2 separate regions of the Homo sapiens genome follow, and region 2 is linked to region 1. The links are chromatin loops, found by intact Hi-C in ENCODE. Cell type or tissue: heart right ventricle. All regions are shown on one strand. Each heading gives the region's core, and the rest is flanking DNA. Links, peaks and the distances in the headings are about the cores only.

Region 1 (8,938 bases), core at 3,898-8,897:
CTGTCCCATCCATGCAGCCTCCACACCTCTCCCCACTGGGTGTGGGGCTTCTGCCTTCTCGGACTCTGATGTTCTCCCTGTGACTCAATGTTTTCATAAGCCTAAGTGATTTACAGCCCATGTTTACTTATATATTTCACTGAATTCTTGCAGTAACACAGGAAGTGGGCATTGCCTTAGTAATTCTGATTTCAGAGATGAGAAGGCAAGGTCCTAAGCCAAGGAGAGCCTGCCATAAAGGGGCAGAGTTGGAGCTTGAACCCTTGTTGCTGACCCTGGAGCCTGTGCCACTCTGTGACTCCACACTGTCTCTGTTGGCCAGCATCCTACACCAAACACAGTTTCCTCACCTACCTGCTGGGGGGCTCGTGTCAGCTCAACATACATTAACTGAGCCTTTTCCTGTTGCCGGGGACCGTGCTACATTTTGGAGGTGTAGAGATGAAAAATACGTTTTTTACCTAGGCAATGTACATAGGGAATGTAATGTACCCATGCCTGGGACCTTGCTTGGCACATAGGAGACACTTAAATGTTAGTCAGATGAATGAATGAATGAATGAACCCATGCTTTCTGCCCTTGATGAACTTAGGATCTGGTTAGGAGAAGAGAGTTGCAGGTACCTAGCTATGCCAGGTGCTGACATAGAGAAGTGTGCCTGGAAGCCATAGGAGCACAGAGGGCATTTCCTGAACTTGGGTGTTCAGGTGAGGCTTTTGGAGAAGTCGTCCTGAAGTGCAGCTTGAGGATGAGCAGGACTCACTCAGATCAAGGACATTCTGGGCAGAGGAAATGAAATAAAGGAGGCCCAAAGCCATGGAACCCTGTGATATGTGCTCATGATTATGGAAAGTGTAGAGTTATTGGGGCCTGAAGGACAAGCCAGGGAAGTGGTAGGTGACTCTCAAGGTAGCCAGACCTTGGGGTGTTTGTGTATCAGGATCCTTCTTAAGCTGGAACTTTATCCCTAGAGTAGGAGGGCTTAAAGGTTTTGAGGAGAAGGAAATGCAGTCATGTTTGTGACTAACCAGGTGATTATGGCTGCAGATTGGAGCTGAATTTAAGAAAATAGGCTGTCTCATGGGGACCAGAGACTGTGAGGACGTGAACCAGGACCGTAAGGACATGAGCCAGAGCAGTGGTAGCGAGGATGGAGGGGAGGAGACAGATTTGAAAACTATGAAAGATTTAATCAGTATGATTTGGTAATTGGTTGTCGACAGGAGATGAGAGAAAGGGAGTTGCCTGTAATTACTTTCCTATTTCTGGCTTGAGTTACTCAGTAGATGGTGGTGCCAGAAACTGAGATCAGCAATTCCAGAGGAAGCCAAGGTTTATATGTGTGTGTAGGGGGTGCGGGTGGAGTGGGAGGTGGGCGTGGTGAGGGCGGCGGATAAAATGGGCCAAGAAAAGATGGGAATATGATGTGTCCATTATTTAGATATATTTGCAGTTGTTAGGCCTGTAGGATATCTGAGGGGTATGTTCAGCAACCCAAGGACTATCGGAGTCTACATGATTGGGAGCTATTGGTGTCTACATGATGGGAGAGGGGCTAGAGTTGGACAAAAATATTTAGAAATGGTCAATATACCCAATGTAGTTAGGACTATGGGCAAGGATGAGATTGCCCAAGTAGCATGCAAGGTGAGAGAGGCAGGAAGCTAAGATTAGAGAGGAAGGAAAATACCAGTGTTTATGGGGTGGACAGAGGAGGAGGAGCCAGCAAAGGAGACCAAGGGGAAGGGCAGCCAGGGGAGTGTAATGTTGGGAAGTCAAAAGAGAGAGATCCAAGAAATGAATGGTCACCATGGCAAAGGCAGCAAAGAGGTTCATAAAGACAAGTACTGGAACATTTCCACTTGAACCTCACAGTATGGAGGCTGTGTTTCGGGGGAATGGTGGGAATGGAAGCCAAATGGCAAAGGGGTTAGGAGGGGATAGGAAGTGAGGAAGCAGAGGAGACTCTTTCAAGCAGTTTTGCTGATAAAAGGAGAAACACCCAAGGGTGTTTCCCAAGGGGAATTTTTTTAAATAAAAGAGATGAACATTGTTTTTGTTAAGTGCAGAATAACATGTGAGAAAGAGAAAATAAAGATAGAGTTCATAAAGGAGGGTCCATGGGAAAGAATAGGTGGAAGGCCACAGGAGGAAGAATTCACCTTAAATAGACACATCTGAGGGCAGCTGGAAGGAGGTCAGGGTGTGTGTAATATGGATAGATTAGTAGGAGTTGTTAGTAAGTGAAAAGAGGTCCAGGTATTTCATACCTGAGGCCTTGATGATCTTGATGGGACAGGAGATCAGGTTGTGAGGGTGTGAAGAGTTGTGTATGTTGCATAAGCTCTCTCTCTCCACTCTACCTTCCTGCCCTTCAGCTGCCCTCACAGAAACTAGTTGGCCACTGGAAAGGTCATTTGTAAAACCTGAGTTCAGTGTTTAAGGCTGTGATCATAGTAGGAACAGAGAAGGGCTGTGGAGGTGAGCAAACAGGCCATCATTTCTCTCCTTGTCCAGTGTTAACATATGGCCCTGAATTCTGCCTGTATAGATGGGCAGCTCAGCAGTGGGAACAAAGGATGTGGCTGGATTCCATCCAGGAACTCTGAGTTGGAGTCCTGGCTATGCCTCTAAGAAATGTGACATTGGACAAAGTCTTCAAAGTTTAGTTTCTGTAGGTGATGTCTAGGAGTTATACCCACTCTAAACCTCTGTGAATTTTAGCACCTGCTCCCTAGGCATAAAATAATAGACTTTTCTTAAAATGGATTTATTCAAGGGGAGAAAAACTTACAATGGAAAATGTACAGAAAATCAAGTTCCATTCAAATAGTCTCCTCCTTCTGTATTTCAGTTTTCTTGTACTTTGTTGGCTTATTTTACTGAAGCCACACATTGTAGGCACAATTTCAAATATACACAAGTCAAGAGAACAGAACAATGAGTCCCTACGTACCTACCACCCAGCTTCCCACCCAAGATGATGTTGAAGCTGTTCATGATAGCATATCATTTCAACTATAAATATTTCAGAGTATACCTCTAAAAGATAAGGTCTCTTAAAAAAGCCTCAATATCAAAATTGCACTAAAAAATAACGATAATGTCTTAATACTATTAAATATCTAATCAGTGTTTAGATTTTCTCAATTGCACTGTATTATTTTTAAAATTTTACATTTGAATCAGGATTCAACACAAAGTCCATGTATTACATTTGGCTGAGGTGTTTCTTCAGCTTTATTTTTAACCCTGATGGCCATTGTCTGCGAGGCAGCACTGTGTAATCCTCTAACATCTCCTGATTTTGTTTCATTTCCTTTGCTGTTGCTATACCATTTCATTTGAGGAGACCTAAGGAAGAATCGCAGGCTTAGACACCAAAGCCTCCAAAATTTAACTTTGAAATTTCTTTCTAGACACACTTAGAAGGGGGAGTATAAAGTAGTGAATAAAGAAAAGAGGCTGGCAAGAGGAAAACCCTGCAGTGAGCAGTGAGGAGACAAATGAATGCTCAAGAGGAACAAAAGGAAATGAGAAAGGTAACAGAGACTTACGTAACCCCCAGCCACTGAGCAGCTGGAGAATCATTACAGATGTGCTATCTTATACATTTTTGTCTCACCTCGCTGAGCAGGTGGTAAAAAAGTGAAACTTTAAATAATGGCATTCTATTTATATAGCACCTTTCCCCAAACAGCTTATTAAATAGCTGAACAGACATCTAAGTAATCCTCTATGTAAAATGAGGAAGTAGTAGGAAATTTAATTACCATTTTACAGATGATAAAATATAGTTGAAAAGACTACGAATAATGATAAAAGTGGCTCACACAGAACAGCTATTTGCCGTTTGTCAAGAATTGTGATGAAGACTGCATTACATTATCTAATTCAATCCTTATAACGAGACTATGACATTGCTATTGTTATTATCTTCATTTTATCCATGATGAAAATGATACTCAGACAGGGCGAGTAGCTTGCCCACAGTTCTGGATCTGCCCTTAATCTGGAAAATTACGGAGTTGGGGTTGAAGCTCAGGGCTGTCAAATCCACCACACTTTCTTTTCCAGTCAGTCTAATCTCCACTAAATTAGGAAACTTTTTTTTTGTTTTTTTCATCTCCTTGCTCACTGGCAAAATTCCATTTAAAGGGAAGCCAAGATCATCTTCAAATATAATAATAGGGTGTGATGTACTGGAATTTACAGGGCATTTCCCCCATAGACTTTCTCATTTCTTTGCATATAATCGCCCTGAGAAATAGACCGGGCAGGTGTGTTAATTTGTGTTTTACAGATGAGGAAATTGAAGTTGAAATGTCTTGGTGATGTTCGTTGGTGGTCACAGAGCTAGTAGAAGTAGTTAGTGTCATGGAGCTAGTTAATTGCAGAGTTAGTACCAAAGGCCCTTTCTTCTGATTCCAAATCCTGTGCTTCTTGGTTTTCTTTGAAAACCTCATGGGCACACAGCTTCAGCTGCTGACTTTTCTCCATGTCCCCTCTGATGTTCCTTATGAGGAGTTGAGCAGCGTTATTACAAATTAAATATGTGGATGCTTGAACTGATGAACAGGAAATGAGGCTGCTAATGCTCAGAGGAATGAGATAGAGGTGCATTTTTTAAAGTAGAATTTTGGGCCAAGTGACCTCCTTCTGTCCTGCCCTTCCATGTGTCCTTCCGGTTTCCATGGAAACCCTAAATCAATGCAGCATATGTTGATTCATGTTTCTACTGTTACTAGGAAGCTACGAAGTGGAAATTGCTTTTAAAAGATTTACGGAAGAGCTTTAGCATGCTGACCAGAATTCAAATCTAATATCCAAATGACTGTTTTATTAAAAGCTTTAAATGTGGTATTATCCTAGGTGGTATGTTGATTACATAAACACACAGGGGCATTTGGCAATAAACCTCCTCCACTCTCGTGGCTTTTTAAAATATTATATTGCAAATTTAAACTCCCTTTATCTTCAATTTAATTACATTCTCATGGCCTGTGTGACAATGCCAGGTGCTCCTTTTGCTCTTGATGAATTCCACACTGCCCTGACCAGGCTATTGGGTTAGTTTGCAAATGCCTTATGTACCTGTGCAGCTGACCCTGAGTGTCATTAGCATTCTGTTGACTTCAGTCTTGACCAGAAGGCTGCAGAAGTCTAACATGTTTCTACCATAAAGAATCCTCGGCGATTTTTCAGATTTTTTTTTCACGAACTCAAAATCAAATTTAGCCGACATTTACTCAACACCTGCTCTCTGTGAGTTAATGAGAATTAATAGTAAGGAGAGTAAGTAAAAGAGTCTGTCTTTTTGGAGCACACAGTCAGTTGAGAGGCTCAGAAAATATAAATCTTAAGAATAAACTATGCCTGTGATGTGGGCTGTCAGAGGGCCTTACAGCAAGGTGGTGCTATTGGGATGGAGGGGGTTCCTTCTGATTGGGAGAATTCTGAAAAAGGTTTGGAAAGGAGAATTTTTAGCTTGAGGTAATGGGTTTAGGGAAGAAGCTGAGAGTTAATAGGCAGATCAAGGGTGGGGACATTCCGGGCAGAAGGGACAGCAGAGGAATCATGCATGTGTGTGGGATAGAAAACCTGGATAGGCAAACGGGACAAACTCATTGTCAGGCAGGACAAGGAGGTGCAATGGAGCCCATCAAAGATGATTGCACAGATGATCCACTTTATGGTATCTGTTCAGTGGTACTCTGGTGGTAGTGTAGTGTGCAAGAAGGTTTGTGGGTGGGCAGAGAAAGAAATGAGGGCAGGGAGATCAGTTATTTAAGAGAGGGCAGGAGGTTGTGCAGGTGCTGGGGGTTGAATAACCTCTCATATGGCAGCATCAATGGATGGGAGGAAATGAAGTTGAGAAATACTTCAAAAATATGACAAGATTTAAAAACCAATTTAGGAAGGGAATGGAGAAAAAGAAGCCAGAAATGTCTGTACTTGTTGGGGTTAGGGTTAGGCTTAGGGTCCCTTGTGGGACTTGGGCAGAGTAATGTCACAAGTAAGCACAGGGAGCCCAGCAGGAATGGAGGATGGGGGAGAGTGATTGTTTAGAGACAGTATAGCATGCAGGGTCTGTTTAGAGAAGAGTATAGTGTGCAGGGTCTGAGATGTGAGGAACTGTCCAGCAAACCTCTGGAAAAGCGGCCTAGAGCTGAAGAGGCAAGATTGAAGCACTGATTCTGGAGAGGAGTGGTGGGTGCCTGGAGAGGGCAGGGCTTCCCAAGAGGAGTGAGTATAGACTGGGAAGTTCAGAGGCGGGCAGGACAGCCCAGAGGCAGGAGCAGGGCTTGCAATCACTGTGTTCCTGTAAGAAACGTGAGTTGTGGCCAGTTGAGATGTCCTGTGCCAACTGCAGCTAGCAAGTCAGGAGCAGTAGCTGGAAAAGAACCCAGAGCTCTACATTCCTGGGCCAGAGCTCTAAGCCTGGGGAATGTAGAGTCCAAGGTGATGAATTCCTTTCTCACGAGCACTTAACTCTGCTTGCCTTTTCTGTTTATTTGTTTCAGGAAAGAAGACGATGCTAGAATGCTTTACTTTAGGTTCAGCTTAATTCTCCTCCCTGAAATTATGCCCTGGCCTCTTTGGAAGATTATGCTGGTGTCCTCTTGTAAGCGGGGCCTGCACTACGTCTGTACTTCTCAAACTATGGTCCTCTGTGATTACTTTTTGGCATTTAGGAGTGTTTTGATTAGAAAAAAAAAGCTTGGACTAGTTTTAATGTTCCGTTTCCTTGTGTTATTCATGTCCACACACTTTTGTCCCTCTGCTCTTTATATTCCTGTTCTTTCTTTTACATTTTTCTTGTTTACTATAGCTCTTTTTAAACATTGGACTTATTGACTTCTTGTGACTATATTATTTTCCCAAAGGCTAATTGAAGATTCTGATGCCTGGTTAATATTGATTAGCTTCCACTTGCGACTCAGGCCCATTTGCAGCCCTGCTCTCTTTCCTTGGGGCCTTTACCCCGTGGACACTGGCCGGGGCAGCGTGAGATTTGGAGGAGGCCTTTGTTCCGCTGTTTTAGTGCTGGTAGAAAGTGTCCTATGATGGCACTACCTTTGTGTTAAAGCAAGGAGTAGAGCAGAGGCTGGAAGCATCAGGTTTGGTGCTAGATACCAGCTCTGCCACTTTTAAATGACGCGTCTCTGTTTCTCCATCTGTAAAAGGGAGATGATAAAGGTGTTGGCTTTGTAAATTTGTTCTGAAAATTAAATAGATAACTCAAATACGATGTTTGGCATAGTGTCTGGCACATACTAACTGCTCATTAAACATTAGCTATGTGGATTCACCTTATTCTATAAACATATCTTGAATTAGGGGAGTGCTTATCAATGGGCTTTTATTCACCAGTTTATCTGTGTACAAGTTTCTTATGGTGCCGTGTACCAAGAAAATGTCCAGAAATGAAGGGTTCTCTTTCTGCTTAAGTTCTAAACCCCAATTAGCAACAGGGTTCAAGAAAGGGGTAATAAGAAATGAGAAACTTTTCTTTTGCATCTTATTTTATAACACAAAGTTCCCTTTCTTTAATAGAGGGGCACTGTGGACGATATCAGAAAGAGACAATGAGTCACTGTGGAGGCAGCATCAGAATTTTTATTTCATCTTATCAACAGACAATGAGTAGTTGTGGCAGAATCATTTCACCGAGAGAATTCAGGTTATGCACCAATAGATCTGCCCAGAAAGACTGGGTCCTGGTATGATATAGTAGAAAGAGCTCTGCTGTTAGAGTCATAAGACTCAAATTCTGGTCCTTGTGCCTCCTCTGGCATGTTGGGTTGCTTTGATAAAGGTACATCACCTTTTCTGGCCTCAGTTTTTTCATCTGTAACATGGGAATAATAATACCCTCTCTGACTGTGGCATAGGATTGTTGAGTGACAATACATGAAAATGCTTTATACATTTAAAAAGGTTTAAAAAATCGAATTCATTTCCATTATTATAAAGCCATCACTTTCTGTCGAGATTTCTCCTGCCTTCTGGGTTTCAGAAACGGTTTGCAGCAAAGGCTATGTGTCTTTGGAGCTAGTTCCTGAGTGGGAGTGTAGACTCAACCTTAGGGACCTAGAGCATAACGAGAAGACAAGCTTTCTCCCAGGGCAGCGGTTTGCAAACTTTAGCATGCATCACAGTCACCTGGAAGGCTGATTACTGTCCCCAGAGTTTCTGATTCTGTAGGTCTAGGGGTGGGGCCTGAACATTTGCATTTCTGATACTTCTCAGGTGATGCTGACACTGCTGGTTCAGGGACCACGCTTGGAGAACCACTACACTAGGGCAAGCAGGAAGAGAGTCCTCCTTCTGGAACTGAAGCAGGCAGTGTGAAGACCCATGTGGGTAAGGAGGTTTGAAAGAAGAAAGAAATGGAAAAGACAGAAAAATAGGGATCATGTGCAGATCGGGCAGAACAAAAGGAAAAGTCTCACTCCATAACAAATGCAAGTAGGGGGAAGTTGCTAGGTGATGGATGAGGGAGAGAGGTGAGTTTCTACTGTAGGAAAAACCAGGTGAGAGGCAGGAGCACAGAGTTGGAAATATGCATGTTTGGGAAGGCAGAGGAGGTGGAAATTTCTCATTAAGAAGTGGGGAGTGGTGTGGTTGGCACTGGTTAGGGTGGGAGTGGAGATGAGCTGGGGGAGAAATGCCTCTGTAGAGTAAGGGGCACAGCTGAGATGTGGCAGAGAGGGCTAATTTCAGGGCTGTGTGGTTTGGCTTGGTAGTGCAGCACAATAGAAATTGAGAGAAAGGGGGTGGAATTTAGATGTGTGACCTGCCCTGTAGCTTTCTTGCTCTCTGCATTTATCACATCACATCACACCCAGCAAGACAGCCCCCCTCCTCCTGGCTCATTAGGAGATTTGATTTGGAGTGGCTCCTGCTGTCAGCAGCTGTCTGGGGCAAGATCTT
Region 2 (5,000 bases), core at 1-5,000, 110 kb before region 1:
ATTCCTTTGTTTTTCCCACAGTGCAGGACATAGTGTCTATCCAAGTGCAGGCCAAGAGGGTGAGATTTAGAAATATTACTACCATCAACTCTTCTTTGTTTAAAACAAATGTATGTCAGGGTTTTGTATCAGATTTTGTTTGCTACAATTCAAATTTGAAACCCACTGGTGCAGGGGAAAGAGCTTGGGAGATATGGTGCAATGAACTTGGTCAGAACAGTCATATGTTCTATCCTTGGAGCTGGAGGTGATGCCCCCATCACAGGCTCCTGAACTGACTGTGGGTGAGGGGTGGTCCCCCAGAAAGTTTCCCCTTATCTTCTGGTAAGGCTATACTAACCTGAAAAGAGAAAATGGGTTTTCAACAACTGAAACACTGCTAAATTGCGGAACACTTATGAAGGAAGGAGACCTAAGTTGGATCTTGAAGTGTTGTTACCCATTGTGTTCCAGTAAAAGGTCTGTCCACAGGTGGACAAGAGTCTGTTCCATTCACTGTGAAGAATGCGTAACCGGGTATGAGAGTCACTTCTGGAAATTCTGGCTTGTATGGGTGTGTCAATGGGGCTGATGGAAAAGGTAGGGTTTATTTTTTCATCAGAGTCCAGAGGTCTTCAGAGAAGGGAACAGGCCACGAATAGAAGTTGAACTGATTGCTGGCCCTGAGACAAAAACCCTTGTCCTTTAGGGTTTATCTTCTGAGCGTGAGTGCTAACTAGGAGAGGGACATCTCTTGAGAAGGGAAAAGTCCTGTGCATAAGCTTGGGTTCAGAAGATCCTTTGGGATCCCAGGAGGGGGCAGCATAGTGCGGCCATGCTCAGCTGTCTTTTGGCTTAGCCCTTTAGTGAATGCTTACTGGGTTCTTAAGGAGAAAGAGCTAGAAGGAAAAAAATGAGTTGAACACAAGAGATATACTTCCATATTTGGCATTCTTAAACCTAAGATCTGTGACTCCAGATTTTTAAGTAACGACTTTATTGACATATATTTCACTATGATACAATTCATTTAAGTGTATAATAGTTCAGTAGTTTAGTCTATTCACAGAATTGTGCAACTTGTGTCACCATTTTAGAACATTTTCATCACTCCCTCCAATAAAACCCTAGCCATTAGTAGTCACTCATTTTTCTATTTCCCCCTCCCCACCCCCAGCCATAAGCAGCCACCAATCTATTTCTTTCTTTCTTCTTACTTTTTTTTTTGGTTGCCCAGGCTGGAGTGCAATGATGCAATCTTGGCTCACCACAACCTCTGGCTCCCAGGTGATTCTCCTGCCTCAGCCTCTGGAGTAGCTGGGATTACAGGCATGCGCCACCATGCCAGGCTAATTTTGTATTTTTAGTAGAGGCGGGGTATCTCCATGTTGGTCAGGCTGGTCTCAAACTCCCAACCTCAGGTGATCCGCCCACCTCAGCCTCCCAAAGTGTTAGGATTACAGGCGTGAGCCACTGTGCCTGGCCGCCACTAATCTATTTCTATAGATTTGCCCATTCTGGACATTTCATATAAATGGAATTATATGGTGTGTGTGTGTGTGTGTGTGTGTGTTTTGAGACGGGCTCTCACTCTGTTACCTAGGCTAGAGTGCAGTGACATGACCACAGCTCACTGTACCTTTGACCTCCCAGGCTCAAGCTATCCTCCCACCTCAACCTCCTAAGTAGCTGGGACTATAATCGTGTGCTGCATCTGGCTAATTTTCTATTTATTTTTTGTAGATACAAGGTCTCACTATGTTACCCAGGCTGGTCTCAGACCCCTGAGCCCAAGAGATTGCCTGCCTTGACCTCCCAAAGTGTGGGATTACAGGCATGAGCCACTTCACCCAGCCATGCTATGTGGTCTTTTGTGTCTGGCTTCTTTCATTTAGCATACATAACATTTTCAAGATTTATTCATATTGTGGATTGAGTTAGTATTTCATTCCTTTTTATGTCCATTGTATGGCTATACCACATTTTATTTATCTTTTCCATTGTGACAAGGATGCTTTTCATCTGGCTGACTTCTACTCAGATGCAACCTTCCTAAAAGGGACCTCACTCAGATCTTCCCAATGTAGGTGACAACCTCTCCTCATAACACCCAGTGCTTTCCCTTCTGATCACAACTTCTTGGTGTGGATGTGGTCTATCTGTTCTGTTTCATGTGACACATATAGTGCCAATACTGCATAAATGGTTGAAATAGTATGGCATGCAGAATGGATGTTGATAACAGAGAGCTATGTGCTGGCTCTGTCGCCTGAACATAGACTTTATCACTGATGGGAGCAGGGTGCCTCCCTGTTGACTAGGGTTAAGGCAACAGTAGGAACCCTCCTGGCCAAGAGGGCTGGTATCACACAGAGAGTAAGGACTGGACAAAGAGGACTGTAATGCCTCTTTGTGACCAAGCAGGATGGATTCCTGGCATAGATTAAATCTAGGGAACATTGTCTTGTTGCTGAGTTTGTGACTTCCTTGTCCTGAATCGTATCTCTAGGCCAATGTGACCAGTGGGTTACATACACTCTTTTGTCACCACCTAAAAATGGAGAAAACTTTAGAAAATATGGGCCTAGTTTGACCATTAGCAAGGAGAACACTGAGGGTGCTATGAGTTGTAAACAGAAGAGAAAGTTACGAATCTTAATTTTGCCTACAGGGCTTCTTTGACAATATTCAAATAATTACAGAGGCAAAACTTCCTTTTGAAGGATGTGCAACCTGTTTTAGCTATTGCCGACAAGGACATTAGACCTTTGGGAAGCACAAAAGTGAGTTACATTCTGCTTGTGACAGTATTGTAAAAGGTTCCCCGGAGATCTTAAGGAGTAATGAGCATGTTTTCTAAAAACATTCCAAAGCTCAGCAGCCACTTATATTATGAATAAGGTAAAAACCCACCGCTAGGTGACAGTCTATCAGCAGAAATTGCTCCTTTATGACTCTTTCTAGACTGAAAATTTCTGGGGACATCAGGGAACAACAAAAGTATTAGATAATAGTTTTCTGCTCCCATTCTGTGTACTCTTCCTGTGCAGTTTACTCCCTCAGTTTTAAATGTTCTTCTTCAATCTCTGCCTCTCTCTCATTTATATTAAAATAATGAAAATATGTTGTATAGAAACAGAAATGAGACATGGAAAATTAACACTTGCCTCCTGTCCCATACTGGTTTTGTTTTTGTTTTTGTTTGTTTTGTTTTTGACATAATCTTGCTGAGTGCAGTGGCGTGATCTCCGCTCACTGCAACCTCCACCTCCCGGGTTCAAGTGATTTCCCTACCTCAGCCTCCCAAGTAGCTGGGACTACAGGAGGACACCACCACCATGCCCAGCTAATTTTTTTTGTATGTTAGTAGAGATGGGATTTTACCATGTTGGCCAAGATGGTCTCAATCTCCTGACCTCGTCGTGATCCTCCCACCTCGGCCTCCCAAGGTGCTGGGATTATAGGCGTGAGCCACCATGCCCGGTTGGTTCTTTGGGTTTTTTAAATAAACATACCTGTAAGAAGAGTACACCTAGTGCTCTTGACTTTTCAATGTGTAGAATATACTGTAAAATCCAGTTCAAGTTTAGTTTATAAGTATTTTCTCTCTCATGAATAAAACTCTATGTTTCCTTCAGCATTTGAGGTAAAAATGGGACAATTAGGAGAAATAAATTTTAGGTCTTTTACGAAGAACTTCACTTTATATCTCTTTTGAATGAAGGAAAAACTCCCTGGAAAAAGTTCAGAGTGTGAAATTTGAAATTTAACTTGGTGCCACCCGAGGCTGGTTTGATTCTCGGTAACTGCTGTATTTAGGCACTAAGAGTCAGGGCTCTAGGAAGCTTAGATCCCTCCTGGGCAAATGTGACTGATCTTGTCCCTCCTTTTCCCTTTTGCCCAAGCCTGCAGGGCGCTGTTAGCCTGGACTAGCACACTCAGATTCCATCTTTCAGAGTGGTTTCCCCAGTCGCCATTGGCCTGGTTCACTGGTGCCTAATGAAAAGCTCCAAGAGGTTATTCCAAAGTCTCTCGTGTTACTCCTGTGCTCCATATCTCAGTTTTAGGTATTCTGTTATCTCTGTAACCTAAATTCTGTTATTTCTGAAAGAAAAACATACGATGTATATTCATGCATTTAAAGATAGACCAAGTAGGCACAAAAAAAGGCAAAATGTGGAATGCTTTTTATTCAGTTCTTCCATTTGTATGAAAAGGAAAAAAGAGGTGTTGTAGGGATATACTTGTATATGTGCACATATTTCTAGAAGGATACCAGTGATGTTCAAAATATTTAACAACTGGTTCAGCACTGACACACAGGGATGGATGCTGGTTTTAGAGCTCTAGGGATCCTGGAGTTCCCCTAACATTTATGCTTTCACCCTGTAATGACGGTCAAGACTCTGGGGGGCAGCACTCCAAGACCATGCCAGGCAGCCACCAACTGCTTCCTGAGGGGGCTGAGGCAGGAGGGACTTATTTTTCAATGTGCCCTTTAGTGCTGTTTGAAAGGTTATTTTTTGTTTGAATTCTATTTATGTGCACATAGGTAGATTTTCATTTTGTTTAGCTTAGGAGATAAGTCTTATTTTTAGAATTTGTTTGCGGACATTTCTGTCTAGTTATTTGCCTCCAGCCTGTCTCCAGCCTCAGGGCCATTTCCTTTAGTTCCGTTTTGCTGACTCCTCCACTGAGAGCTCTCCTTAAGCTTCTTAAGCCCCTCTGTTTGAGGGGAAGGGAAGGCCTGGCTGAACTCCCTCTCATCATCTCTCAGTTGCCCCCAACCCCAACACTGTGTCTGAGTCTCCTTTTATTACTTATCTTGGGCCTCTTGTCTTTCCACCTACCAGACCTCAATTCCATTATTAACCAGTATAGGCATCACTCTGCTTAATCTTGTGATCAGAAAATAAGTGCTTTTTTTTTGGTGTTCCCACAACTTTTGTGCATATGGAGAATTAGGTTTCCTATACACACCAGCCCTAATGAGAATAGTTATTATATTAGTGGTAATACTC

Evidence for each region. Peaks named below come from ENCODE experiments on the same cell type or tissue, not always from the same donor. Only the 100,000 strongest peaks of a DNase experiment are listed, where the experiment ranks them.
Region 2: it touches region 1 in a loop (3-fold over the local background); 15 of 110 quality-filtered maps call a loop at or near these places.

Annotation. Positions count from the first base shown.
Region 1 is chr1:182,672,249-182,681,186 of GRCh38, reverse strand. RGS8 (regulator of G protein signaling 8) reads left to right here. Exons shown (of 8, transcript NM_001102450.3): 2 at 8,255-8,368. Among named protein-coding and RNA genes, the nearest start is that of RGS8, 7.9 kb to the left of the region's middle. In heart right ventricle, for the core only: no CTCF peak of the experiment used is centred there; a DNase peak (open chromatin) is centred at 6,325; H3K27ac peaks cover 2,982 bases.
Region 2 is chr1:182,782,665-182,787,664 of GRCh38, reverse strand. No RefSeq gene overlaps it. Among named protein-coding and RNA genes, the nearest start is that of NPL, 4.6 kb to the left of the region's middle. In heart right ventricle, for the core only: CTCF peaks have their summits at 797 (motif pointing right), 2,701, 2,907 (motif pointing right) and 4,954; a DNase peak (open chromatin) is centred at 792.